Linked DNA regions of Mus musculus: all the other regions are linked to region 1. Evidence: chromatin loops called from intact Hi-C (ENCODE). Cell type or tissue: heart. All regions are shown on one strand.

The links. Peaks named below come from ENCODE experiments on the same cell type or tissue, not always from the same donor. Only the 100,000 strongest peaks of a DNase experiment are listed, where the experiment ranks them.
Region 2: it touches region 1 in a loop (11-fold over the local background); 8 of 42 quality-filtered maps call a loop at or near these places.
Region 3: it touches region 1 in a loop (2.4-fold over the local background); 4 of 42 quality-filtered maps call a loop at or near these places.
Region 4: it touches region 1 in a loop (2.1-fold over the local background); 4 of 42 quality-filtered maps call a loop at or near these places.
Region 5: a loop joins it to region 1, with 2.7 times the contacts of the local background. A loop is called at or near these places in 3 of 42 quality-filtered maps.
Region 6: a loop joins it to region 1, with 2.1 times the contacts of the local background. A loop is called at or near these places in 6 of 42 quality-filtered maps.
Region 7: it touches region 1 in a loop (7-fold over the local background); 16 of 42 quality-filtered maps call a loop at or near these places.

Annotation. Positions count from the first base shown.
Region 1 is chr3:41,561,156-41,565,155 of GRCm38, reverse strand. The region is part of intron 1 of Jade1 (jade family PHD finger 1); the gene reads right to left. Among named protein-coding and RNA genes, the nearest start is that of Jade1, 7.4 kb to the right of the region's middle. In heart, CTCF peaks have their summits at 199 and 1,804 (motif pointing right); DNase peaks (open chromatin) are centred at 255, 945 and 1,745; H3K4me3 peaks cover 2,155 bases; H3K27ac peaks cover 2,110 bases.
Region 2 is chr3:41,346,549-41,350,548 of GRCm38, reverse strand. No RefSeq gene overlaps it. Among named protein-coding and RNA genes, the nearest start is that of 1700052H01Rik, 7.3 kb to the left of the region's middle. In heart, a CTCF peak has its summit at 1,564 (motif pointing left); a DNase peak (open chromatin) is centred at 1,558.
Region 3 is chr3:41,428,959-41,432,958 of GRCm38, reverse strand. No RefSeq gene overlaps it. Among named protein-coding and RNA genes, the nearest start is that of Gm25487, 11 kb to the left of the region's middle. In heart, no CTCF peak of the experiment used is centred here; a DNase peak (open chromatin) is centred at 2,488.
Region 4 is chr3:41,407,318-41,411,317 of GRCm38, reverse strand. No RefSeq gene overlaps it. Among named protein-coding and RNA genes, the nearest start is that of Gm25487, 32 kb to the left of the region's middle. In heart, a CTCF peak has its summit at 1,922; a DNase peak (open chromatin) is centred at 2,677; H3K4me3 peaks cover 1,215 bases; H3K27ac peaks cover 2,385 bases.
Region 5 is chr3:41,293,394-41,297,393 of GRCm38, reverse strand. No RefSeq gene overlaps it. Among named protein-coding and RNA genes, the nearest start is that of 1700052H01Rik, 60 kb to the left of the region's middle. In heart, no CTCF peak of the experiment used is centred here; a DNase peak (open chromatin) is centred at 2,033.
Region 6 is chr3:41,497,442-41,501,441 of GRCm38, reverse strand. It overlaps 2400006E01Rik (RIKEN cDNA 2400006E01 gene), which reads left to right. Exons shown (of 6, transcript NR_130791.1): 5 at 5-74; 6 at 157-511. Among named protein-coding and RNA genes, the nearest start is that of Platr4, 6.2 kb to the right of the region's middle. In heart, no CTCF peak of the experiment used is centred here; DNase peaks (open chromatin) are centred at 111 and 2,451; H3K4me3 peaks cover 488 bases; H3K27ac peaks cover 434 bases.
Region 7 is chr3:41,226,807-41,230,806 of GRCm38, reverse strand. No RefSeq gene overlaps it. Among named protein-coding and RNA genes, the nearest start is that of Gm40038, 55 kb to the right of the region's middle. In heart, a CTCF peak has its summit at 2,156 (motif pointing left); a DNase peak (open chromatin) is centred at 2,086; H3K4me3 peaks cover 346 bases; H3K27ac peaks cover 400 bases.

The DNA of each region.
Region 1 (4,000 bases):
TCTGCGCCGGCCACCTCTTGCCTGCGCGGGAGGGCGGGCTGCAAAAGTTGGCCCTGGGGCCAACCAGCACCTGCCCACGTGCCGCGTAGGCTCGTGCCCCGGCGTACCCAGTCCCTTCCCCCGCCGCCCGCGAGCGCCAGGTCACCTATTACCGGTGGGAGGGGAGCCCGGCTGCTATTTAAACGCCCGCGGAAGTTGAGGCACCCCCACCGGCGGTGCTGTGCACCTGCCTCCCGCCGCCGCGCTCCGCCACTTTGAGCAGCAGCGGCGTCCTCAGCCCCGCCTCCTGCCCGAAGGCGGGCGGGAGGGGGGTGGGGGGGGCGGGTAGGAGGTGGAAGGTATCGAATTTCTCCAGCAAATGGGACCGTTCCGAAAGGATTCGGTTCTCCGGTCAACATTCCACATTCCATCCCTCTCCCGCATTTGCAAGCCTACGCCGAGCCGACCCAGAAAGCCTACTGGCTACCGAACAACAGCACCCAACTCGCAAACACACTCACAGGCACCAGACACGTGCACGGGAAGGTTTTGCAACTTGCAGTCCCGGGGTGCACACCGCATGTGCATGTGCTCATAAGGGAGCCAGGAGACACAGAGACCCCACCCCCACAATTTGCAGATGGTGCCAAAGGTTGCAATCTGCAATCCGTTTTTAAGTTCATGATTAATAGGTACTTTGCTCTACCAATGAAGTCCTCCTCAATTTCACCGATTAAGTCTTTTACACTTTACAAGCAGTCTCGCTGGAAGTAAAAGGTCTCATCATTGGAAACCCATTCTAGAAAAATCTAATTGCCAAGCTGTCCCTTCATCCCCTTCTCACTGCCCTTGAATTGATGCAATGAATATTTTGGACATGTGGTGACGCGGTGACAGGAACCAGGGCTGCGGCCACTTCACACAGATGTACCCCCTCACACCTATGTTTGGGAAAACATACCCTCACAGCCTCCTTCCCCCCCAAAACACACACTGTCAAACACTCTGGAAACATATATGTACGCGAACCTGCGCTCTACCATTGCCATCTGTCTACCAAGTTGCTACTATGCTTTCCACTTTCATGCAGCCTAAGGCAGTTGGGCTTTTTTTTTTTAATGTATAAACTAAACTGGGTTTCTGCTGCTGAAAACGCTGGATGAATCACCTGAAAACCTCATGTTCTTCGTACATTTAAAAGGAAAAGCTCTAAACCTTCGCCCTCCTCCGATCGAAAATAATAATCGGAATAGAACTTACTGATCCGACACCGATCAATTCTCGGGCTCCGCGGCCATCCCGGCCTCGTTGCCGGCCCCCACCCGGCGATGCCCAAGTTGCTGGTGGGATAGTGCCGCGGCGCGGGCGGCCGCCTCCTCCCTCCGCGCTACAGATCCACAGCCCAATCTTTTGGCGCCATATTAATGACGTACTATATTATTTCCACTAGGCAGCGACCTTCGGCATTACATTACTCCCGAGAACTCCCGAGCGAAGCAACAAAACCATCAAATATGGCTGAGCCTCTCGGCTCGTCCTGCAGCCGCCGCGGCCGCGGCCTGAGACGCGCACCCCGACCCGCGCGCCCCCGCGCCTCCGCCCCCGCGTACCTGCTGCGCACGGGCTGGGCCTCCGCGGGCTGCGCGCCGCGCCGCATGGGTCCGGGCCACCGAGGCCCCGCGGGGAGCCGGGCGGGCCCCTGCTGTCGCCCGCGCGCTCGGCCGGCCCGGCGCGCCCAGGCCCTCCCGGTAGGGCGTGCGGCTGGCGGCGGAGGAAGCGCGGGGACGCAGACTCATTTCTGGGTCACTGCTGCCACAGGGGGGAGCACTTTAATCCCCAGCCAAAGGAGAGGGTGGGGACGGTGGGGCGGGGAGCCGCTGGTAGGGGCTTGCTCCCGTTAACTCTTGGGGTCCTGACTGCAGCCAGAGGGGCTCTCCCCCCTCACCCACCTCTGGAGCCCGCAAACCCTCCAGGTGTCTCCTAGGAGGAAGAAGGTTTGTGAAATCACCCCCTCCAAAACTGCTGCCCCAGTTCCAACTCCGGGCGACATGCAGAAATGCATTTATTGCAAATTAGTTTTAAATCAGGTCGACTAGGAACATGGGTATTAAAGCGAATAGTTTGAGTGAAATGTTTTTTGTTTCTAGGATGAATAAGAAATAGTTGTTTTTGTAGTAACAGTTTTGAAGGAGTTATGAATTCGAATGACAATTTTAAACACAATCTAATTCTGGGATGGGGAACTCCAGCTTTACCTAAATTTGTACTGAACTCATTGAAAATTAGCATTCACCCACTAAAAGACAACCACCTTCTGAAAAATGTCTTGATTTTTATGTTAGAGCGTTCTTGTCAGAACTGGACATTTTTCTCCTTCCAAATAGGACTGAGAATAACACTTAAACTCAAACTTTAGACTAGTATGAAAGCAATCGCCAGATTCCTGTTGATACATATGTGTAAAAAATGAGTGGCTGTTGGTTTTTCATATACTAAAAACTAACTTTTTTATGGAGAATAATTATTTTCATGGAGTCCCCAAGGAAATACATTTATATTACAGTCAATATCCAAAGGAGGAAAATACACATTAAAATTTCCATTTAGAAAATAAGAACAATGATTATTAATTACAAAATCAGATATTGAACCCAAAAGACAAGATCATAATTCTGAATAAAACAGGTTTGATTCACAGACGTCATAGTGTGATAAATGGGAGAATAAAACCTAACTGTGCCTTTCAATTATTTTTCAGGAAACAAAGCAAAGCAGCAGAAATCCTAAATGTGTGTGCTCTTTCTCCCTCTCCCATTTCCTTAACAAGGAGCATAAAGACTCCCTCCCTGACAGGATCTCTGCTTCGCTCTTCCGTCCTGCTAAGAACAAGTGAGGCGACAAATGATGGGTAGAACCCTTACTAGTACTGTGTGGTCTACAGTTCACACACACACACACACACACACACACACACACACACGAGACACAGAGAGAGACAGAGACAGAGATAGAGAGAGAAATGAGGGAGGTTTTCAAGAGAGGTGTCTCCATCACCACTGCCATCTTGTTCATCCATCATCTCTCTGTGACAAACTGATTGCACCCGTTCTAACCTCCAGCCAGCCTTTATTCATTCTATCTAAATAAGTAAGTACTTTCTAGAAACCTCTGTTGGGCCTGGAGGTATGGCCCAACATTAAGAGCACTTGCTCTTTCGTAAGACTTTGGTTGTTCCCATCAGCCACATGGTGGTTTCACACCATCTGGAACTCCAGTTCTAGGGACTCCAACATCATCGCCTGACCTCCACGGATATTAGGCATATACGTCCCAGAAGAACCCTCACACCACACACATAAGCTAAATAAATCCAAGAAGGTGTTTAAAAATAAAATAAAGCCACTGTTTTGCATGCTTGTTTGTTTTCCTGACAAGTCTATTGCCTAAAACATCCAGCAAAAAAAAAAAAAAAAGCAATGTATTAGTGGAGCACAAAAGGAATGTAAAATGGCTCACTCTCCCCACAATACAGAGGCTATGACCTCTCAATTCTGACACAGATTAAGAATAATGGTCAATAGGTCTTCTGCATTTATGTTGTGGCTGTATAGCTTGGTGTTCTTGTGGGATTCCTAATGGTGGGAGCGGGGGAACTCAGAAATCCACCTGCCTCTGCCTCCCAAGTGCTGGGATTAAAGGTGTGCACCACGACCGCCTAGCCTGAAACTTGTTTTTTTGGGAAGTTTGTTGTTGTTGTTTTTGTTTTTCAAGACAGGGTTTCTCTGTGTAACCCTGGCTGTCCTGGAACTCACTCTGTAGACCAGGCTGGCCTCGAACTCAGAAATCCGCCTGCCTCTGCCTCCTGAGTGCTGGGATTAAAGGCGTGCGCCACCATGCCCGGCTTACTGTAACTTGTTATTGCCAAGTTTGGTTGAGATCTCTGGGAGGCATGCTCTTTTCTGAAGGGAAACAGAAAAAGAGGAGATCTGAGGGAGAGGGGGTGGCAGGGGTGAGAGACTGG
Region 2 (4,000 bases), 210 kb after region 1:
CAGATCTACTTATCATCTGGGACAGAGGGCCCTGAGCTACTGGAATCACCTTGACATTCTGAGGAGCAGCTGGAGGTGACAGCTTGCTCAGTAAAGTGCTTGCCTTTTAAGCATGAAGACCTGACTTTGATTCCCAAAACCCGTGTTTAAAAACACAAACCAAAAATCAATCAATCAAACAAACAAAAACAAAACACCCAACAGCAACAACTACAACTGCAACAAAACTGGACATGGTGGCATGTCCATCCGTATTTGGTTTTACCATCTTCCTGGTTGTATTTGGAAAAGGATGGAAGCAAGGTGTTGGGGGCTGAAGATGAGGAAGAAGGCCGAGACGCCCTGAAGTCCCTCTGCACAGAGCTGTGGGGCTGCACATGCACGATGCTTCTGGAGGCCAAGTCTTTTCCTTATGTTTCTCACACTCCACCATTGTTCATAATAATCACACCACCAGGCTGTCAGCCATTTCCCTAGCCTTGACTGACTTGTTACTGAATCATAACTCAGCTGCTCAGGATAATATAAATCTGTGATTTTCTTTATTCAGCGACTTTTATGCGATGGAGGGAAAAGGCGTGCTTCTAGAATGTGAACAGACCATTGTCATCAGCCTCCTCCACAGACCTTGCGCTTCTCGATTATGAAAGACAAGCACAGACTGGATTTATAATAATTAGTAACATATTTAAGCCACTTTCCTCATCTTGGATAACAAAGTTGAATAGCACAATCTTGAACTTTTTTTTTCTTTTCAGTTGATAAAATGTATCTAGGTTTTTGGAAAGAAACCCAGTACAGTGCTGTGATGAATTCTACTGGACAGCATTATCAAGGGTTTCACAAGACCTTTTGAGAATTACACTAAGCTGAGGTTGAGTTGAAATGATGGGTTGAGAGAGTGCATGGCCCGCATGCTCAAAGTCCTGGGTTCAGTCCCCAGCATCACACAAATGGAATTTGGCAGTGCACACCTGAAAGCTCAAATGTAGGCTATCTTCTGGCACACGGTAAGTTCTGGACTAGCCTGGGATGCAAGAGAGGCTATTTTGAATGCCCGTTGCTAGGCAGAATTTTCTATCTAGCAACATGACAGGGCAAGCTCATGAAATCTCAACAATATGATCATCTAATCAAGACCTGGATAGTGACCACACCAACTGAAGTGTCTACATGGACGGGGAAATCTCAGCAGGCCCCACACCTAGATGAAGAGCTACGGACATCAGTGGCTGCTGAGAGAGGGAGAGTCGGTGTTCTCCAGGGACAGGTCCCTAATAGAACATCCGGTCCTAAGTGGTCAGCTCTAAACACGTGCACCAATGAACCACATTAGATGGACTCAATAGTGTGTGTGTGTGTTGTGTGTGTGTGTGTGTGTGTGTGTGTGTGTGAGAGAGAGAGAGAGAGAGAGAGAGAGACTGTTTACAAAACAACAACAGTACCCCCTCAGCTGGTTCTGTTGCCCTTTGTCTACCCAATTTGGGCAGCTGTGGTAGCCAGCCAGGGCCCTCATTGCTTCCATACCAAGAAACAAATGGAGAAATGCCAACTGCCCCCTGCTGGTGGAAATGGGTCAATACTCCTGACCACTGGGACAGCTTCAGATAACCCTGGCTCCACACCATTACAGCTACTTCAAAATAACTCCAAGAGCTTTAAAAGCTTGGTTTTAAAAACCGAGGCCAAGGGACTGGAGAAACAGCCCCTGTTTTAGATTTTTTTTTCCTGTTCTGGCAGTGGGTCTGGGTGGGGTTCCCGGCACCAGTGTCAGAGTGCACACAACAGCCTGAGACTGAGCCAGGAGATCTGATGCCCTCTTCTGATATTTATCCATTTGAGTGCATGTGTGCGTGTGCACATGAACACACACACACACACACACACACACGAGTCTTCTCTTTTCCTGAAGTGGTCTTTGAAGATTGAGTCTCATGAGTAGCAATGTGGCTGCCCTGAGAGGTGAGACTTCAGATCTCCATGCCACTGTTCAACTCCTGGCCTTGGCATTTAGTTAGTTGTAAGATTTAGACAAGTCAACCAATCTCTTGGACCTCATTTGCAAAAATATAAAGCCAATAATGCAGTGCACACAGGTCGTTCTGAGGATTAAGCAAATGTTTCCATATGAGCGCTACAGTGGGAAGGTGTAACAACAGAAGGCAGAGGAGCCAAACTCCCTGGAGGTTTGCAAGAATTAAACATTAAACTTAAGACATTCATCATGGATAGTAACATTATTACAGTTGCTTAATATTTAATGCTTAGTATTCTGTAGGGGACCAGACTCTGTAGAGAATGTAGATTTAGGTATCTATGGGCCTCTTGAATCTCAAAATGAAATGCACACACAGCAAAAACTTCTCACAGACATGATGGGAGAACCACTTGCTACAATGGTCTCAGAATGCACTTTCTAACAATATGGACACTGCTTTAAAGCGGTCCACAGGGACCTTCTGTGCTGCCTGGCTCCTTTGGGACTGATGGCAGCATATTGTGGTAAAGGTTAGTTTGTAGGTTGTACCGCCTGAGCTAAGATTTCTGCTATACTATTGGCAAGACTAAAAAGCTGGAGTACTGGGAAATTCGTCAAAGCTACCCAACACGGCGCAGAAATTCTTTAGTTCCTTTTAATCAATATTGTATAGCACAAAATCTTAGTTAAGGTTTTTATTGCTATGATAGAACACCGTGAGCAAAAGCAACTTGGGGGAAAGAAGGGGTTTGTTTGGCTTATACTTCCATATTATAGTCTATAATTGAGGTTAAGTCAGGGCAGGAACTCAAGGCAGGAACCGATGCAGAGGCCGTGGAAGAACTCAGCTATTGCTTGCTCAGCCTACCTTCTTATCTACCACCTGCCCAGACCACCCACAAGGGTGGGGCCCTCCCAGAACATGCCCCAAAGCGTGCCTAAAGGCCAATCTTCTAGAAGAATTTTCTCAGCTGTAGTTCTTTTTTATCTGATAGCTCTGACTTCTGCAAGGTTGAAAAGAAAAATAGTAAAAAAAGGAAACAAACAAGCAAACAAACACCACCACCAACAGAACAACTGACAACAGAAACCCAGGACAGCCTGTGTTTGGGATTTTTCTTTTTCCACTGAGTTCTCAATCTTTAGCACACTTCTGAGTACTATCGCGATTATGGGTTAGGTATCAAAATGTGTCAAAGCCAGGACAGAGGCTTAGGGACTTGTTTGGGAGGAAGGACGATATATCTCACTTTGCATTTATTTTGCTCCCAGCGGGTTTTTCTGTGCTCACATCTCACACAGCGTATATTTAATTTAGTGAATTGATTGGGTTGCATGGCAAACACTGCCGAGGTGCTAAGAAGGGGAGTCATACTAGAGAAAGCCTTTCAAGAGCACAGGCAGCTCTTCAAACACCGTTCTTCCTGTGTTTCCAGAGGGAAAAGAGTGAACAGTGTAGTTAAGTACACAACACTAAGGAGTTGGATGGCCACTTCCAACCACTGCAAGAGACAGCTTTGAGACCCACATTCTTCAGAGCAAGCCAGCAGAGAATAAGTATGCTCCGCCTCTCTAGTCATCCAAATTGGACCAGGCAAGCCTGTATCCAGAGGCCCTCACTTGGTTTACACCCTGACTCATCCGGCTTGTAGGATTCCTCTCCTTTTAGCATGAAAAAGTAGCCAAGAGAGCGGCTGGGGTGAGGGTGGGGGTGGGGCGGGAGGGTAGCTCAGGGATCCTGATGGGAAGTAACTCACGGAAACCCTGGAGAAGAACGATCTATCCAGTGTCTCCCAACGCACAGAGCGATGCTCGCAGACGGGATGCGGGATGTGAGAAACGATGTGGGTGCTTTACTATGTTAATCACAGTGGGCATCAGGCGAGAATCCACAGGCCTGCGGCCCAAGGAACTTGTGAGCTCACAGGCCTGCTATGAGTGGAGACTCAACCCCAGGTCCAGTACTTCTCTATGACTTCAACTGTGTCCCAGCTGAGTTCTTCCCTCTCTGTCACAGTTATA
Region 3 (4,000 bases), 130 kb after region 1:
GAACCACACCAAGCAATAATTTATTAAGTTATTCTGTCTTTGTGGAAACACCACAGTGTGCACCTGTATTGCTCTCTCTCTCTCTCTCTCTCTCTCTCTCTCTCTCTTTCTCTCCCTCTCTCTCTCTCCCTCTCTCCCCGCCCTCTCTCTCTCTCTCTGTGTGTGTGTGTGTGTGTAGCCTTGAATTGTGAGCCTTTTTGTTAAGTTTCTGTTGTCGGTATTTTCTTACACCAACAGGAAAGGAAAGTAAAACAACATCGGATTCTCTGCAACCTGTGAAAGATTACCTTCTGGGTGCCCAGAAGTGCAAAGGGCCGCTAAGAATGCAGGTGGAATTAAGGTTACTAATTAACAGACTTCAAAATAGGTGTTTATCTGGGATGGTTTTGGCAGGCCCAATGTCACCATAAGAGTCCTTGAATGAGGGAGAGCTGAGTCTGAGGGAAGAGATGTGTGGATTTCACCTCTGTGCAGCTTAGAAGGGCAGGGAGGTGGCCCATTCTCAAAGCCCAGAAAATGCAAAAAACTCCCGGTCCCCAGAGCTGAGAGAGATGTGGTCTCCATGGCGTTGTGATTTTGGTTCACGGAGACCCACTTTGGATTTCGGTGCTATGGAACTACAGGGTCATCGATGCACGCTTCCTTATGGCACTAAATTTGTGATAACTTCATAGAAAATGAATAGGACAGACATGCTGTATTAATTTAGAACAGGGCTAGCTTAGACCGAGGTGACTGAGATGGCTTTCAACAGCATTTGTGTGACTTTTCCCATAGCACCTGGCATGGGAGAAGCCATATTGGCTCTTTTGTGGGAAATAGAGTTTCCCGTTTCACATTCCTGAACACAGTGAGTTAAAGCTGGGACCTTGTTCCCTTCTGGTCCCAAGACCCCTTTTACAATGATTCTACCCCGCGAGAGTTGCACCTGGTGTTTCAGAGGCTAATTTATCTGATTCCTTCCAAAAACAAGGCCATGGAGAGTGAAGTGCCCAAATGGATTAAAATGCTGTCCATTAAGACTCCTCCCAAGAGGGAGGCCGACAGTGGTCAGACCTCTCATCCCCCTACCCTCCGAATATACGACCTGACTCTCTTCAGTCCCACTCAATGGACTCTCTTTATGGAGCCTCAGAAGGGCCATAAACCTTCATCATGGAGCACAGAGAGCTGAGTTCATCCTGGCCACAAGGGAGGCCATGAGTCAGGGCCTCCCCATTCTTGCTGGTCCATGGCATTTCAGATACCGGTAGTTTCAATTCCACATTGGGAATCCATGCTTATCACTGGCCACTAATCTCCAAAGTAAAGGCTTTTTTTTTGAATCAGGAATCATATTATTTTGGGGGTTTTAAATAAATGCTGTCATCAGTATCATCAATAGTTATTCCATGTGATGTGAATGGTCCAACAGAATGTTAGAAACAGCATCTCATAAGTCACTACGAAATGGTTCTGGGAATATAGCATGGTTACTCTAATGGTGACCAGGGGGTTATCACTTTAAGCTAGTTAGTTAGTTTTCTAATCAATTTGACACAAGCTGGAATCATCTGGGAAGAGGACACCTCAATTGAGAAAATACCACTGGCCTGTGTGTGTGTGTGTGTGTGGTGGTGGGGGAGTCATTTTCTTGATTAATGATTGATGTGGGAGGACCCAGCCTACTATAGGCAGTGCCATCCCCTAGGTAGGTGGTCCTGGGTAGTATAAGAAAGCAGACTGAGCAAGTCACAGGAGCAAACTAGTAAGAAGTGTTTCTCCATGATCTCTGTATCAGTTTCTACCCCAATGTCCCCCAACAATAGGCTGTGACAAGGAAGTACAAGCCGATTAAACCCTTTCCTCCTCAAATTGTTTTTTGTCAGAATGTATTTTATCACAGAAACAGAAAGCAAACTAGGACACTCAAGAGTTTAGGGTACATGGTGTACAACCACACGGGCTATTCAGATGTTAAAGTAACCCCTGCCAGCTATAGGGAGTAAGGGAATAACACAGGGGGACAGATGCGAATCCAGTGGTGCTTAGTCTAGGGTCAGGTTTGGGACCACAGAAATGGGCTGAAAGTCTCTCTAGCACTGTGACTCTTGGGAATTCTATAGCCTTTTTTGTTTGTTGTTAAACCTCTCTGTTGAAAAAAAAAAAACAATAAAGTGGCATAGGCAGCAATACATTGTTGTCCTATAGGTTGATATGATGACCAATGACTGATTTTAGGAAAACACCAAGTTCTAGGTAGAAAGCAAATGCTTGAAGATATTAGTCATTTTAAAACAGAACTCCAAAGTTACAAAAAAAAAATCAACACACTCACCAGGCCACACATGTCCAACACACCAGGATGAGCGCCTCCCTCCTAAACCCCTGCTCCCCGGAGCTTGTTGGGTGCCTGGAGCCCCTGGAATGCTCTCAGAGCAGGGACACTGCTTCCAGGTTTGTTATCAAACCTCCACTGCTGTTTGCCAACTTCTGCCTTTCCCCATGTGGTTCCAATATCAAAATATTCCGTCCATCTGTCCCAGAGGGTTTGGCCTTTCTCTTCATTTGTGCTTCTTGAAATAATACGCTCCCCAGGCACAGACTGTTCCTTCATCAGTTAAAAAAAAAAGGTCAAGCATTTATTAGTCTGTGTATAAACACAACAACAAAGGAGCCCTTGTGCAAATGGAATGCTGGGCTTGGACAGAGCTCAGAGTGGTTCCTTGCAAATCTGGCAGATTCCTTCAGGTTTTGGAGCCCTTAAAGGACTTAAAGCTGCTGCTTCTGGAGTCCTCCAGCCTCCCTCGTAACCTCTATGGCCCCTCTGAGGTGCAAGCGAACTCATTCATCACGCTTAGAAGTGTAATGTCTTTCTCAGGGCAGACACATTAACAAGTTGTTGAGAGGAACCAACTCTAATCCTATAGATGGGAGGAACGTTGAAGGCTCCTGTTGCTACACTGTTGCTACACAGATAATGAGCATGAGAAAGGAACGGTGGGCTTTGCTGCTAGCCAGAAGCCATTTCATCCAGATTTGATCTCCAAGCTGGAAAGCTGACTCCAGAAATCTCCAATGACGACAGTCTAATGAGGCTCTCTTGTGTCAGGCAACTGCTTGCTACACAGGTTCCACTCAACCTTCTTCCACCTTGATGGTCCCGGACATTGTATACCACTGCTCTTCGGAAAGAAAGGAGCCTCTGACTCAGTGGTCCACAAGGTCTACGTTTAAATCTAGTGTCAGATCTCTGTACGGTGTTAGAGTTGATTCTGGTACTCTTCCTTAGTGACAGTCTCCATGTTTCTTGTGTATTTGTTTAGCCAAAAACTGAAGAAGAGCAGGATTTCACAGTATTCCATCTCCTTGACACTGAACCACAGTCTATCTTAGAGAACTGGCGACCATGCTCCCATGTTCCATTAAGGCGAGTAAAGTCACTTACCTCTAACCTCAGACCTCAGAGTTTTTTATTTTTAATTTTTGGTTTTTCAAGACAGGGTTTCTCTGTATAGCCCTGGCTGTTGTCCTGGAATTCACGTTGTAGACAAGGCTGGCCTTGAACTCAGAAATCTGCCTGCCTCTGTCTCCCAAGTGTTGGGATTAAAGGAGTGCGCCACCACTGCCAGGCTGTTTTTTGTTTGTTTGTTTGTTTGTTTTTTCAGACCTCGGATCTTAAGCATTTCACGAGTTTGAATGTATGTAAAACCAGTTGAGACCAGATTTATTAATCTTCATACTCTTTCTGAATCAAATGGTTTCAGTGTATATGAAAATAGGGCTTAGCTTGCTGGTATTCTTTTTACTTATTTTGAGACAAGGTCCTGTTATGTACATAGCCCAGGCTGGTGTTGAACTCACTGGGATTATGTGTTTTCCCAAGCAAGCAAGGCTGAGTTGCTGGTTTTCTTGTTCTTATTCTTGCTCTTCCTTCTCAACCTGTCTTGTCTTCTTGCCCAGAACTGCTCATGGAAAAGGATTCACCGCACATTGGCTCTCTGAATACCTACTTTATTGC
Region 4 (4,000 bases), 150 kb after region 1:
TAGGAAGCCATTTGGCCGTTCCGACGGCGGAACTGTGCAAGGTGCCTCCCGAGCTCACGCTCTTCACACTTGGTTTGGTTTTGTTCCCTTGTTGGTTTGAATGTTCCGTCTCAGACAAGAGATGAAATTTCCATTGTTCTCCTGGCTCTTTCGGGAAGTAAACCCAAATCTGTCTTATTGAAGAAAAATCATAATTCCTTTTGCATGAAAAATAAAATCCAGTCTGAGGAAATGCCATAATGACCAAGATAATGGTTTATGTTATCTTTCAAATCAGTTCCAAGGAGAAATTAACCCTCATTATGGTCGAGCTGGTGATAAAGGGCTGACTGATTTCTTGCGTTCTGATGAGTGACTCATTCTTCAATGGTCAGGATAACAATAGTGATGACGGTGGTGGTGTGTCAAAGGGCTGGAGAGAGAGCTCGGTAGGTAAAATACTTCTACGCAAGCCTATTGACTTGAATTCAATGCCCAGAATCCACGGTGGGACGAGGTAACCGACTCCTGAAAGCCATCCTCTGACCTCCACCCATGCAGCACGGCACAAGACTCCTGTACTTGCATTTAAATACAATTATTATAAATGAAATATTTAGGATTCAGTGTATGAGATGACGCCTGCATTAGCTACTCTTTTGTGGCTATAACAAAATACCTGGCAAGAAGCAACTTAAAGAAAGAAGGGTTTTATTCTGGCTCACAGTTGAACAGGTTATCCTTCATCTTGGCTGGAGAGGAGGCTGGCAAGTCGAGTCACACTGCTTCAACCCTCAGGAAGCAGAGAGAGGTGACTGGTAGAATGAAGCTTCTCCTTACTCTTCCACCTATAAAATTCATTACCTTCACCTTTAAAATGGTTCGACCCTCCCGTGGTTAAGGAGGGTCTCCCACCTTAGTTAACTTAATCCTAGATAATCCCTCACAGGTGTGAGGAGAGGCTTGACTCCCCTGTCCTCTCCAGATGACACTCAGTGTCAACAATCAAGACCCCTATTTTGAGAGAGATCAACAAGTAAGGCTGCGGGGACCAATGGTGATTACAGTGACTCTATTACCAAGTACCAAATGCTTTGCTTCGGCTCTTCTCCCGGTTCCATAGATAAGGATTGTATGCAGGGTTGGGGTGGGGAAGCAGTAACTTCACATGACTCTTCCAAAGTCACCCCACAGAAGCAAGGGAGAGAGGGGAATCAATATGGACTGCCGCTAGACTGTCAGACCCAATTCACCCAACGTGTATCAATTTAAAGCCATAAAATCTGGGTAGGAGAAGAGTTTGCCAAAATGACAGGCTGGGTTTTTTAAATCTTCTATATCGTATTTCCTGGCCCAGCTCCTCCAAGAACTGTCCCTGTTCTGAGTTTCCGTATCCTAGAAGGAAGTCCACCTGCCAGAAAGACCGAGCCTTCACCGAGGGTGACTCTCCAAGTGCGTTAAAGGTTATTTATGTAAAAGATCATTGCATTGTGTTTTGGCATGCAAAAATTCCTCTCTCCCCAAGATACAGGAACACCCTCCAGTTATAGATCAAAACAGAAGAAGGTGTCGTTTGGGCTCTCAAACACCCGTTCCCAGCGTCTTTGGTTCAGAAAATAATTTTCTGGTTTTATGTTCCTGTGAGTGCCTCCCTCTGTTGGCTTCTCTGAATCTCAGTGATTCTTGCTTCCACACTCACCAAGGACAACCACCTCAGCATGGGGGTGGGGCAAGCCCACCCAGTCTAAGGAGTGAGGGAGGGGAAGAGCAAGCCACCTGTCACAGGGTGAGAAACTCTCCATCATGCAGAACTTTCCCACACGAGGATCACAGAGGCTCCATCTAGATCCAGGGGACCCACTGGTTGTCAGAGCCTCTATTTGACTCCCACACCCTGCAAAAATCCTCTAGGGCAGCAAGCACAGCAGGACCTGCCTTTAACAACCACCGGGTGTCAGTCAGTGGCTCTCAGGAGTGTGGGCCACACTGCTTAACTCCACCACTGACCTCATTGGGGACAGCTTTGTTTGATTTTCACAGAGCAGAACATGTAGATCTCTCCATCATAAACACACACACACACTCTCCAGAGCACAAATAAACAACCATGTACACTGGTAAATGTGTTTGCATTATTTAACCCAACCAGACGAAAACGAAGCGTGTGAACAGCCCTGCATATAAAGTACCGGGGAGTAACTTGCCTGTAATCTGTCTTGTACAACACAGCCTTTGCCACTCAAGCTACGCACGCGATCCAGACCCTGGAAATGTTCTATTTTTAGATGGGCTTTGTACACTATACTATTGACAAAGAGCGCTGTTAAATCCTCTGAATAGCAGCCAAAAAGTTGGGTGAGAACCCAGAAACCTGCCTCCTAGATCAGCATGCTAATCAAGCCAGAGCGATCTCTAAAGATCCTGTCCTTTTGTCTCAGCAGAAGTGGTCAGCAGAAGCGCAAAGGACACGGGGGCAGGGGTGGGGATGGGGGCGAAGGAGGTGATTATCCGCAGTTGTTTTACTCCTAGATAACAGGTCATTCGCCCACAATTCGGCGGATTTAAGCTGCTCTTTGTCAAAGTCACTTTCAGAAAAGATTTGACTATTTATTTACAAGGGAGGGGGTGTGACGGCAGCAGGTGCGTCATGGAAATCTCAGACGTGGTAGATTCAAAGCTGCTGGGGCCAGGTCACATGACTGCCTGCCTGCATCCTGGCACGCATATACTCCACCCCGACAAGCTTATGTCAGCCTAGCCACGTGGCCACACAGGGAGAACGGGAAGAAAATCTTAGGCAAACTGCCCATAAGAGGTGCGTGGGGAATGAGGCAATAGAGAGAAAAGGTTTGCAATACAGGAGGCGAGGGGAAGCGTTCGACACTGACATTTCTGCAACCACTGAGAAATCTGCCCTTTCCTGAGCTCGCAAGGGGCTAGGGGTAACAGACACCACTAGGCTAATTCTGGATAAAGTGGGCAAAATTATTTTTTATTGGTTAAGCACATTTTTCGCCTATTATTTTTGCTTCCACGCAAATTGCTCACTTTAAAAACTTTACTTTTTAAAAAAATAAATTTTATTTATTAGTGTACATGAAAGCGTGAGTGACTGTGTGTGCATGCGTGCATGTGTGCACAGGCACGAGTGGGCTCACATGTGTGAGCATGGCATCTGTGTGGAGATCAGAGGGCAACTTGTAGGGGGTCATTTCTCCTTTCCACGGGAGAGTTCCAGATGCTGACCTCAGATCATCCAACTTTCACCTACTAGCCACATTGCAGGCCTCAAAACGTCTTGCACTCACTTGTCCATGCGTTGTGACTGGTGTAGTGGGCCGGATGGTCTGAGACCTCCCTGGTGGCATCATACAGTTCCCTGCTTCTGCCAGTTCCTTGTAGGCCTTTTATTACTTTCTTTAAAAAAAAAAAAAAAGCAACAAGTTCTCATTTAGATCAGGCTGACCTCAAATTTACCATCTAGCTAAAGATGACATTGAACTTCTAATCTTCCTGCCTCCACCTGTCAAGGCTGGGATTACAGCCCTGAGCCACTAAAAGGGGGCATATATAGTGCTGATAGTAGGGCCCAGGACTAAATGAGTACTAGGCAAACTCTCTATATCTAATACCACAGCTGTTCCTTCAGTATTTATCGTGTTAAAGGGTCCTTGTACCTGTCACTGTCATGAGAGTCTTGTGCTCAGGTGATAAGTAACATGGAGGCTTACCATTAAGTCCCTGTGTATCAGGCTCTGTTTTAGGCTGGTTCTTCTAAAGCTGCATCCTTACCAATGGCCCACTCAGTCAGGTATCTTTCTTGCCTTCTGGGAAAGTACTGAAGCACACAGAAGGGTACTCAACCAAAGACAGTAAGCAATCAGTGATAAACTGCAAACTCACATCTGGGTTTGCTAAGCTTTCTCTATTATACCAGGCAATGTCATCTGCAAATGTGAACCTAGGCTGTATATCGCAGGACAACTGGGTTTGCTTTGATGAAACTGAATTGCATGTTGCT
Region 5 (4,000 bases), 270 kb after region 1:
GTTTTGGTTTGGGGTTTAGGTGCAGGGTTGTCACGCCAAGCATGTGAGTTATACCCCTAGGCCTTACTGTAAATGTTTTAATATCAATTTTTCCTGTTTAAACTTTCTTTTTTGAAGTAGGCTTTTATTTATTTATTTATTTACTTATTTATTTACTTACTTATTTATTCATTTATTTATTCTGTTTGGGGCTTTGCCTGTGTGCTTGTCTCTGAGACAGACACTCATGCTTGAACTTAGTTTGTAGTTGAGAATGACCTTGAACGCCTGGCCCTCCTGTTTCTACTTGCCAAGCGCTGGAACTGCAGGTGTGTGCCACTACGTGGGATAAGTATGCTTTAAAATGTACACACTATATTATGCTATATGATGTATTACACAACAAACTACAGCAAGCATGTAACTCACTTGAAATAGAACAACACTAGGTATGGTAGCTGATAGCTGCAGTCTCAGCACGTAGGAGAATGAGATGGGGGATGTCCACAAGTATGAAGTTGGTCGGGTCTACATGGCAAGTTCTAAGATTTCCTTATGTTTGAACACTGCTCAGTGGCTCACAGCATTGGCTTCCGTGCTGTTGCTTGTCAGCACAGCTGCAGGTCTTTCATGGCCAACAACACGAGAGACGCACACTCTGGTAAGCGCACTGTTGATCCCCGTGTGTGCCCAGATTCAAGGGAGTGTCAGCTTCTGGGTGCAGAAAGGCGCAGTGGTAGTTTGTAAACTCCATAGCCTTAGCCTGCTGCTTAGAGAAGGGGAGCGGAGAGCAGCCTCAAGCCCTGGCTTCTAGCCCTAGTTCTTCCCCTTTTTCTCAAGAAAGCATATGGAATGCCAGTGGGGGAGAGCCACCACATTACAGGGGTGACCTTCAAGCTGCTCTAATGTGGATTTTTTTTCCCTAGGAGGGAAACCATTAGGAACTTAATAGTTTATTATTAGTAACACATTATTTGTTCACAGCCTGGTAATTTGAGACTCATGGGATGAGAACCTTAAACTTACTCAGAGTCCAAGCCCTGCCACACCCCGCAGCAGCATCCGACTCTGCTTTCTGCCATGGCTTACGCTGTTCCTCCTCCTCTGCTACCTGCATAGGCTATGCTATTCCAGACTCCTGACCCCAAACTCCTACTCCCCTCCCGACCTAGCTAACTCCCACTGTCCCTCCATTAAGCTCAAAAAAAGTGTCCAGTCAAGGAAGTGACCCCCAGCAGCTGTGCTCTGCCACAGACTCCCACGGCTCTGAGATGCAGTGTGGCACTGGCTGTAGGAGCTGACCATCCACACCAGACTGGGAGCTTCTCAAAAGCCAAGGAGGGAGCCTCAAGGGCAGTTACAACTCCTGGCACATAGAATTCATGCTGCAGATGGTTGCTGAGTAAACGAGAGAGTGAGCGAATAGGTGAAGGAGACCATGTGCCATTCTGCAGACATTTCGGACCCATAGAATAAAAACTCAGCCTAGTGACTTAGCCTCTACCGTAAGTCATTGATGGTTTATAGGCAAAGACAAGAGCCAAAGGATTATGAAGGAGTACAACTCGGGGAGCCTTTAGCCGGCCCAGAGGAAACAACCTTGCTCTCTATAGCTCTTTAACCCATCGGTGCAGCCGCCATGGTAGACTGTAGCTTCATGTCACTTGCAGGCAATACTATCCACCTCTCTGTCTCCAAGAGAATTCTTCTCCTTCCAAGTGATGGAGTTTTTGGTTTTGTTTTTTTAACTAGCTAAGGACACTTTTCCCTCTTGACATTTGAGAGTGTTCTCAGCAAGCTTTAAACAAGCACAATGTGATATCCCCCACACCCCAGTGCTCTTTATTCCTCTTAAAATTTGCCTGCGTCGTTATTAAGGGGAACCCAGCTCTTCCCTTTTGCAATGAAAAGAAAGTTGGCTGGGACCAGACCGCGGAGGCAAGGAGGCGGCTTTTAGTCAGCAAGGGCTGACAGCTCCTCACACTGTCTGCAGCCTCCCCAGTCTTGATTTGGCCCTTAACCTAGTTTTTACAGAGACTCTGCCAAGTGACAAACACATTCCATCACCCGTGTCTGAATAAATGAACCAGGCTTTTGCCAGAAATGATAAGTCCTGTTCCCAGAGAAGGTTCTAGGCTGCAACACTCAGTCGGAGGGTTTTTTCCTCGCCACTGAATGGTCTAGTTTCCACTTGGCTGTCCTTTCCACAGCAAGTGTGGGCTGTGGCTGCATCCAATACTGAGTTACTCTGAGAAGATGAAAGGTTAGGGGCTCAGAAACCAAATTCAAAGGGATCAAAATGTCACAGTGGCAAAGCAATTGAGCAAATTGTTTAGAAGAGTTGGCAAATGTGGGGGCAGGGGGGTTGTGGAGGGAGAGAGAGAGAGAAGAGAGAGATAAGCCTTTTGTCATGTTTTGGTTTGTTTTGGGTGGTGTAATATGCATAAAATACATCTGATACTGAAAGTATAAAAGTTAAAACGACCTTCAGGGCTACTGTTCTAAATGTCTATCCCAACTGTACGGAAGTTCTATGAACCACACAGACTTTGTATCTTGTTAATTTTGATGTAATGTCTTTATTTGCTTGATATTTTATAATAACGTTCATAAAATTAAAAACAATCTCAACATGGGGTTACGAGAAGTCCAGGTACTTTCTACCAAGCCTTAGGAGCTGGGTACACTCTCCAGAACCCACAGGGTGGAAGGAGAGAACCAATGTCTGCATATTGTCCTCTGACTGCCACCCTTGTGCCATGGTACACAGCTACACACATATACATGCATACATATATACAAGAATAAATCAATGTAAAAAGATAAAAATATATCTTTATTTCTCATAGAGTGACTCAAGGTCATGGTACCCCAGCCATGGAATGCTTGTCAAATACATAAGTCCCAAGTCCCATTCAAAGAAGGAAAGAAAGAAAGAAAGGAAGAAAGAAAGAAAGAAAGAAAGGAAGGAAGGAAGGAAGGAAGAAAGAAAGAAAGAAAGAAAGAAAGAAAACAAGCACAATTTCTCAAGGTAAGGTCCTGAGGATCTATTACTTATAATAATTTTTAAAATACACCCCTTTCCATGTTAGAGACAGCATCTCACTGTCTAGCCCTGGCTGGCCTGCAACTTGTTATGTAGAGGAGAGTAACCTCGAACTTAGCTGACAGAGATCTGCCTGACTCTGCCTCCTGAGTGCTGAGAGAGAGAGAGAGAGAGAGAGAGAGAGAGAGAGAGAGAGAGAGAGCAAGCAATCAGGAAGCCATTGTGGTAGGGAAGGACTCAGTTTTCTTTAAGGGGCTGGCCACTGGGAATTTTGACCATGCTCTAGTGAGCATATGGGCAACATAAATTTCCTTTCCTTTCCTTTCCTTTCCTTTCCTTTCCTTTCCTTTCCTTTCCTTTCCTTTCCTTTCCTTTCCTTTCTTTTCTTTTCTTTTCTTTTCTCTTCTCTTCTCTTCTCTTCTCTTCCCTTCCCTTCCCTTCCCTTCCCTTCCCTTCCCTTCCCTTCCCTTCCCTTCCCTTCCCTTCCCTTCCCTCTTCTCTTCCCTTCTCTTCTCTTCTCTTCTCTTCTCTTCTCTTCTCTTCTCTTCTCTTCTCTTCTCTTCTCTTCATTTCTCTTCCCTTCCCTTCCATCTTCTCTTCTCTTCTCTTCTCTTCTCTTCTCTTCTCTTCTCTTCTCTTCTCTTCTCTTCTCTTCTCTTCTCTTCTCTTCCCTTCCCTTCCCTTCCCTTCCCTTCCCTTCCCTTCCCTTCCCTTCCCTTCCCTTCCCTTCCCTTCCCTTCCCTTCCCTTCCATCTTCTCTTCTCTTCTCTTCTCTTCTCTTCTCTTCTCTTCTCTTCTCTTCTCTTCTCTCCTCTCCTCTCCTCTCCTCTCCTCTCCTCTCCTCTCCTCTCCTCTCCTCTCCTCTCCTCTCCTCTCTTCTCTTTCCTTTTCTTTGGAGGAGGTCACAGAGGTGGGTGAGGGTGGGCCTGGGAAGACTGCAAAGTGAATGTAACTGGTGCACTGCGTGAAACTCCC
Region 6 (4,000 bases), 64 kb after region 1:
GTAGTGCTAAGGGAGGCAGGAAGACGGAGCCGGATCCTCTGGAACTGGAGTCACAGACAGTTGTGAGCTGCTATGTGAGTGCAGGGAAGGAACCTGGGTCCTCTGGGGGAACAGCCAGTGCTCTTGACTGCTGAACTCTTTCTCCGGCCCCTGTAGCTGCTTCTCAGATTGCATAAAGATCATTGTCACCAAGCAGAGCTGAATAGAGAGCAACACAAGGCGCAAGCTTTAAGCTGTTCCAGGCTTTGAACCGTGTCTACTCTCCACCTCTCATCAGTGTTGCCGTTATCCTGAGCATGGGTCTTGCCCTTCTACCTCAAGAGCATCGCCTGCCACCAGCTCGAAGACACGGGACAATCTGGAGCTTCAAACCCATGTGACAGTCTACTCTGGTCTGGACCTCTGTCCATTCTCTCTGCTCTAACACAGAGTTCTAGAAAATATGCAATTCTGTAGAGACATGGTTACCAGAAAATGGAGCAGCCTGGCTCATTTAAAAGGTAACAATTGACATAATTGCCCTGTATCTTTTCTAAGATGTTCTATGATCTATCCAAATGTGGGATTCATACAGCAAAAGGTGCCCAAGCAGAAAAACAAGGCTTCCAGGACACATAATTAGAAGCCAAAGTACAGGCATGGTGAAATTTTAGATGCACAGGCAAGCCTATTTACTATACAAACAGACAACGTTCTCCCCACCCCCACATCCTTTCTCCTCCTTCTCCTCCCCTCCTCCTTCTCCTCCCTTCACTCTTTCTCTCTTCTTTCTCCTCCCTCCTCTTCCCTCTCCTCCTCCCTCCCCTCCTGCTACCACTTCTTTTCTTCCTCTTCTTCCTCTCTCCCTTCTTCCCTGCTTCTGTTCATTCTTTTACCCCATCCTGGTCCCCCTCCTCCTCCTGGCAGGCTTTCACTGTCAGCCTAGGCTGGAAGTGGTAATGCTCCTGCCTCTACCTTCTGAGGGCTAGTATTAACAGATGTGGTCTACCATACCCAGCTCTAACCTGTCTTTTAACTTTTAGTTTTATATTTGTGTGAGTGTATTTGTGTGTGCACGTATAACTGGCATTCAGAGGACAACCTTCAGAATTTTGTTCTCTTCTTCTACCCTGATGCTTTCAGGGGTCAAACTCAAGTCTAAACCCAGGAAGCCAAATGTTTTCTGTTTTGCTGATCTCATGCATGCCCTTAGAACACTTCTCAGTTCTAGCTAGAGAGTCATGATCAATACTGGGGCCCATCTTTTTAGAAGGAATCTGTTTGCTACTCTGAGGCCTGGAAGTCTGTGAAACTAAATGAAGTCTTTGAAACTAAATGAAATGCTAGACACAATGCTCTTCTCAGGCATAAAACAAAAACAAAAACAAAGACAAAAACATAAAAACCAAACCAAAAAGAACCCCTGCCAAGCTCTGTGTTTGGATCAACTGAATGTTGGACCTTGTGATGGTTTGAATATTCTTGGTCCAGGAAGTGGCACTATTAGGAGGTGTGGCCTTGTTAGAGTAAGTGTGGCCTTGTTGGAGGAAGTGTGCCACTGTTGGGGTGGACTTTGAAGCTCCGCCCAGTGCGGAAGAGATAGTCTGCTCCTGGCTTCCTTTGGACAAAGATTTAGAACTCTCAGGTCCTCTAACACCATGCCTGCCTGGATGCTGCAATGCTTCCAGCTGTGATGATAATGGACTGAACCTCTGAAGCTGTAAAAGTTAGCCCCAATTAAATGTTGGCCTTTATAAGAGTTTCCTAGGTCATGTCTTCCCCAACTAAACAGACCTGATAAAATGCTGAAAGATTAAAAGAAATGAAGGAAATGGTAGAACATGAAATTGGACCAAGGAGCAAATTATCTTGAAAAAAAGGAAGATTGAACTGCAGTGTGAGCACTCCCTCCCAGAGCTGTCTGGAACAGTCTTCATAATGCAGTATGTTTTTAAGAATGGGAAGAGTCGACCTTCAATCCATTTGTTACCCTTAGTCAGAGACCAGAAGATGACGTGTTTTTTTGAGTATTTCAGGTGTAGCCAGAAGGGAGAGATCAGGAAATGGTTTTATTTTTACAAAACTTCCTGCTTATAATTCCATGGTTTCTTCTGTTCTCCAAGGGAAGGAGGGAAGAAGGCAGCTGAAGGGAAGGTTTAGAAGACAGGACAGTGTGCCAAAGGTGAAGCTCTGACTGTAAGCTCCAGTGAAAACCAAGGAGCATTAGTATCAACATCCCAGTGGTGGGCAGGGAAGGATCCCCCAGTATTTAAAGTCATAAAATACCAATATTGCATCTGCCTTCTGGGTCGGCGCACAACACTACGATTTGTCCTTAGGTCAACTTGTCATTTCTGTTTTCTTCCCTACATTTTTTAGTAATATGAATCTAAGGTCAGTTAGCCTCAACCCCCAAGGGAAGCCACAATCCAAACAGTTCTGAAAGGAGACAGCTGCTTGCTCAATCCAACCAGTGTATCGCCAGCTGAACAAACCAGGCCTCTCCAGGGGAAGGGAATATCTTTTCTGAGTGATCTGTATTTCAATTACTCCCTGCCTAAACGTGACTTTATTCCTGAGAGATCTGTGCTAGGCCATGCCCGGCTTTGTTCATTTGGTGACCAGCACAGCAGATCGTGGGAGAAGATGTGGTGACTAAACTGCTCTCTGCCTTGCACCTGAGGAACCGGAATCCCGAGGAAGGACACCCAGGCTGTGTTGAGTGAGACCTGCTGGCTTCTACACAGGACTGACAAGAAAAATGAAGGCTAGAGCAAACCCTAAAGAGGAGAGGGAAATGCTAGACACACTGACAGTTGTTCCTGTCCTCTTTGGTCTCCTCAACTGCAGAACATTGTAAGGAGTGACAGACTCTTCTGATGGAATTTCAGTCAAGAGCCTCTGCACCCATATCTCAATGAGGTTTCAACCAAGTCCATTTAAGCTGGGCCCAGAGGAAACCTGTTTACAGAAAGAAGCCTGTTAGGTCAGCAGACACTCTGTTAAGTTAGTTCAACAACAACAACAACAAAAATCCCCCTTCCCTTGATGGTTCACCTAAGTAACCTCATCCATGGATCGGGTGATGTTGATCATTGGCTGTGGAACCCCTCTTACTCCTGTTGTGTTCAGGACTGAGCCCCAACTCCAGAGTGCTGATATTATAGTGTGTACAACCACCTCAGTTTACACAGCGTTAGGGATCAAACTCAGTGCCCAAGTATTCTGAGCAAGCACCCTACCAACTGAGCTACAGCCTGGACCACATCTGAGACACTCTTGACGTCCCCCAGAAGTCATCCTCAGTACAGTTACATCATGGTTAAGTGTCAGAGTAGTTTCTGCTAGCCATGGTTAAGATGCAGTGGTGTGGGTAGGATCAAACTCAGCCCTGTGTTCAAGTGTGTGCCCTTCATGAGCCTGCCCGTATCCATGACCAGCTACCTTCCTGGGATCCCTTTAATGAGTCAGCCTCCCGAGCTGATGAGGCAGATCGCTGTGGTGCATGTTGTGGGGACAGATTTTACATCCTAAGGTGCGGACTGTACTTTCTGCGGTTGTATCTGTTGGGCCAGAAATCCTGCCTGGCTGTTTCAAGTAAGGACCCACTCTTTGAATGCAGGGAGATCTCTAGATTCTGTTTGATCTTGCTTCACCCCCCCCCCGCCCCTCCCCCGGGGGTGGCGTGGAAGCAGCAGGGGTGGCAGCAGCGGGGGTGGCGCCGGTTGTGGTGGTGGGACATCTCACAGAGACTGTTCTGCAACTTCTGCGCCTTTTCTAAGTTCCATTTTTGCTGCACAGACTCTGTACCTGTCTGTCCTTATTCCCTTCATCCCACCTACCTCTCTACTTCCCACCCTCTGCTCCCCTCCCCTTGTCCCTCCTTTTGCTTTCCTTCAATGGGCCCTCCCTGACTCTCCCCCTCTCTTTCCTCCCTGCCGCCCTCCCCCTCCCTCTTTTGTATCTCTCGTAGCCCGGTGGCCTCAAGCTTGCTCGTAGCGGTGGCCTCAAACTTGCTATA
Region 7 (4,000 bases), 330 kb after region 1:
TAAAACAGAGGTTCTGCACTTCAGCTGTCTGGAATCATTGAAGACTAGATGATTGTGGATGACTGAATTTCCACAAACATGGAGAGTTAAGAGTTCAAGCCTCAGGCCAGGCAGTGGTGGCACATGCCTTTAATCCCAGCACTTGGGAGGCAGAGGCAGGAGTATTCCTGAGTTCGAGGCCAGCGTGGTCTACAAAGTGAGTTCCAGGACAGCCAGGGCTACACAGAGAAACCCTGTCTCAAAAAACCAAAAAAGGAAAAAAAAAAAAAAGTTCAACCCTCTGGGCTGTGCAAAGGTGGTTCAGTGACTAAGAATAGTTGCTGCTCTTGCAGAGGACCAACATTTGGGTCCCAGCATCCACGCAGCAGCTTACAAATACCTGTAACTCCAGTTACAGGGTATCCAATACCCTCTTCTAGCCTCCAAGAGCACATTGATACATGTAATGCACATACAAACAAGCAGGCACACACAGATAGATAGATAGATAGATAGATAGATAGATAGATAGATAGATAGATAGATAGATAGATAGAGATGATAGATAGATAGATAGATAGATAGATAGATAGATAGATAGATAGATAGATAGATAGATAGATAGATAGATATAGATGATAGATAGATAGATAGATAGATAGATAGATAGATAGATAGATAGATAGATAGATAGATAGATAGATAGATGGATGGATGGATGGATGGATGGATGGATGGATGGATGGATGGATGGATAGATAGATAGATAGATAGATAGATAGATAGATAGATAGATAGATAGATAGACAGACAGATATTTAAAGAGTTCAACTGTCCTCAAGTCTGAGAAACCCGTCAGAGAATGATAGCAGGGTGCCCACCATTGCTGAGCCTGGGAGAACATTATCACTCTCAGTAATTTGCCAGTGTCTTCAACATTCCTCCTGAGAAGAAGGGCAGCTCTTTCTGAAGGTGATGATGCTTGGGCAGCATTCCTCTGGTGGCCTGGCTCCAAAGCTCTCTACAGACAGATGTGTAGTGTGCCAGTTCATTCTCCTCTTCCTCCTTGCCCTGACCATCAACTGGAAATCTTGAGTGTGTAGTCATTGAGTAACAGCTTCATAGATCAGACACTGAAACGCTGTATACAGGAAACACAAACCATGTGGCCGTGTTCCTGGACTGAGGACAGATTGTTGAGGTCACAAGGCTGAAGAAATGAGCCAATGAGAAGATGCTGGGTCAAAGCCAAGTCAAGTGGGATCCCACAATGATGGACACAGAGTCCTAGCCTCTGTAATGGATAAGGTGGACATAGGAAGTCCCTGAGTTGGCCCTAGGTCCTAGGTGCTGTGGCCTGCCATGGGACACTAGTTATCCATAACAGTCTTGCCCCTGAATCACGTTCAAAACCCTGTCAGCAGGCCACCTCAGTGTGTCCCAGCAATTGCTCTCCAAATATTCAGGCAGGATACATGAAGAAGGGTGGGTCCCAGAGACCTAGACGCTGACCTGTCTACCCAGCCTTGACGCTCCCTCGTGTATGTCAGCAAATGCTTTTCGTGTCAGGCATCTGATACTTAGCATGGCAGGTTATACTGTCACTCATTCCTGCAGGGTTTGACGCTGTCTCAACATCTATTTGCTCTGCAGAATATTTTTAGCAGGAGATTGGGAGAAGGGTTGCTGAGAGAGTCGGTGGGGAAGAAAAAAAGCTGTCCTGATGTAGGCTGTGTCACATTCTCAATGCTGAGCTAAGTGCCTTGAACACATACATGTTCAAAGCGCAATTGCTAATAATGCAATTCCCACCTCCCCATGTTTATAAAAAGGAAGGACAGGAATTGAAAATAAGGCTCAGGGGATCCCTGGCAACTGCAGATCTTCCTTCCTCCCTCCAGGAGAAAGCCAGGGAACACCTAAGTGGTCTTAGAAAGATATGGCACAGAACAGGGGATTTCAAGGGGAAAAAAAAAGAAACCCTTTTCAAATACGTTTCAAACAGTCAACGCGCCTGTTTCCGGAACTCTCCAGAAGAACTGAGAGCTGAGAATGCTATGCCTCCCCCACCTCCACCCTCTAAACTGGCTTTCAGGTGACGCAATGACAAGACCTCTGCGGTGAGCTGTCTGGAGGGACACAGCCAGTCATCAGAGCAGGGGTGCTGCCATCTCTTGGATGTTCATGGCCAGAGCAAGACTCTGTCCCAGAAAGGATGGATTTCAGTGATAATATGAAATGTTACCGGGCAATCTGTTCTGAAATAATTGCTCTGCATGTTGGCCTTCTTTTCCTTTTTAGAATTTCAAAGGCATGGCAGGCGGAAAGCAGAGGCAGCCTGAGGGGCACCTAAATGACTAAATCCAGCCCACCACAAACCTAACTGCACAAAAGCTCTTCTCAATTAGTGGAATGCAATTAATGGTATTGTCGAAACACTCCTGTCACTTCAATCCAGTGCTATTTAGAGCTTCAATTTAGAACTGTGTGCAGATTTTAGGATGTGCAGTTTCTTAGCCACTGTGAGCAGTAACACCTAATCCCCGAGATTCACCTAAGTTTCAACATAGAGAGTAATGGCAGCCTTCTTTCCCATCCTTACACACACAGACACACATCCACTCACACACATGCACTCAGACATACACATACACACACAATCTTATATACACATTTTGGGGTACATACACATAGGCTCAATTTTACTCTCATACAGATACATACAGGCACATATACACAGAGGCTCATACACACAAAGATATATATTTTCTTTCTCTCTCTCTCTCTCTCTCTCATATATATATATACATACACACATATACATATATACATATATATGCAGAAGCACACACAGATGTTCACACATATATACATACACATATACCCAAGCATACATGCACACAGGGCTCATGTATTCATTCAAATATATAAATATATATATATATATATATATATATATATATACACACACACACACATATCCTCTCTTTCTTTAATACACACACACACAGAGGCTCATATACACACTAACATGCATGTATACACCCACACAGGCACACATAAATACAGTCTCCTGTACTCATTCACTGGAGAGCATCCCAGCTCAGCCATCACAACATCCCCCTCCCCAGTGGAAAACTGGATGTGTCCACATTGGAAATATCTAGGGTGTTCTGAAGTAGGATACAAATTCCAAGGCTTTCATTGCATGATGGTCCTTTTGAAATATTTATATTGATTGGCCCAGTTCCTGAGAGGAAATAGGTGTTTCTCTGATTCTCCCAAGTATAGGTCATTTTAGCTGTTGGCTTGTCATATATTTTTTTTAATCTCCACATTTCCCTGCAGATGTGAAAGGAAGATTTAAACAGCAATGTTAGCTGCTTTGGGCTAGATTTTCAAAGCTACGCCAGGGGAGGTGAAAGCACAAATCCTGTTATTGTTACAGGATTAATGCACAGAAGTCCCAGAATACCACTTTGGAAATGTAGCCTAGGAATATTATTTTAATATACTGTGTGTTATTTTTAGACCCAGCTATAGTCCAATTATCAGCTGGTGTATCAAAATGGAGACAAGACAGAGCTGTCGTTAATCCAGAATTCTAGTGAGATTTTTGGTATTTGTGTTTTCTTATCTCTTAGATATCTGGATTATTTGGAAGGAAAATTGGACAGAAACCACTGCAGCTGTTCCCTACCTGTTCTGTTGCTATAGAGGCTGCTGCTTAGAGTGCTGGTTCTATAGAATGTTTTGGCCCAGTTCCCTCGTCCCCAGGGGAGAGAGATTGTGCGAAGAGAGGCATTAAATCCTGAGATCTTTTGACCGTGTCACAAAAAAGCTGAAATCAACCATAGGACACACATGACTTCAAGGCAGCAAGCCATGGTTTCTGCCTCCAGTTATTTCTGTTTCTGCTTTGACACATCTTAGATTGTTATCCAAAAATAACTACCTGCAGAAGGTCTTCCATGGAGTGGCTTGGCTCCAAGTTGCCCCTATGGGCATCAGTGGGCACTCG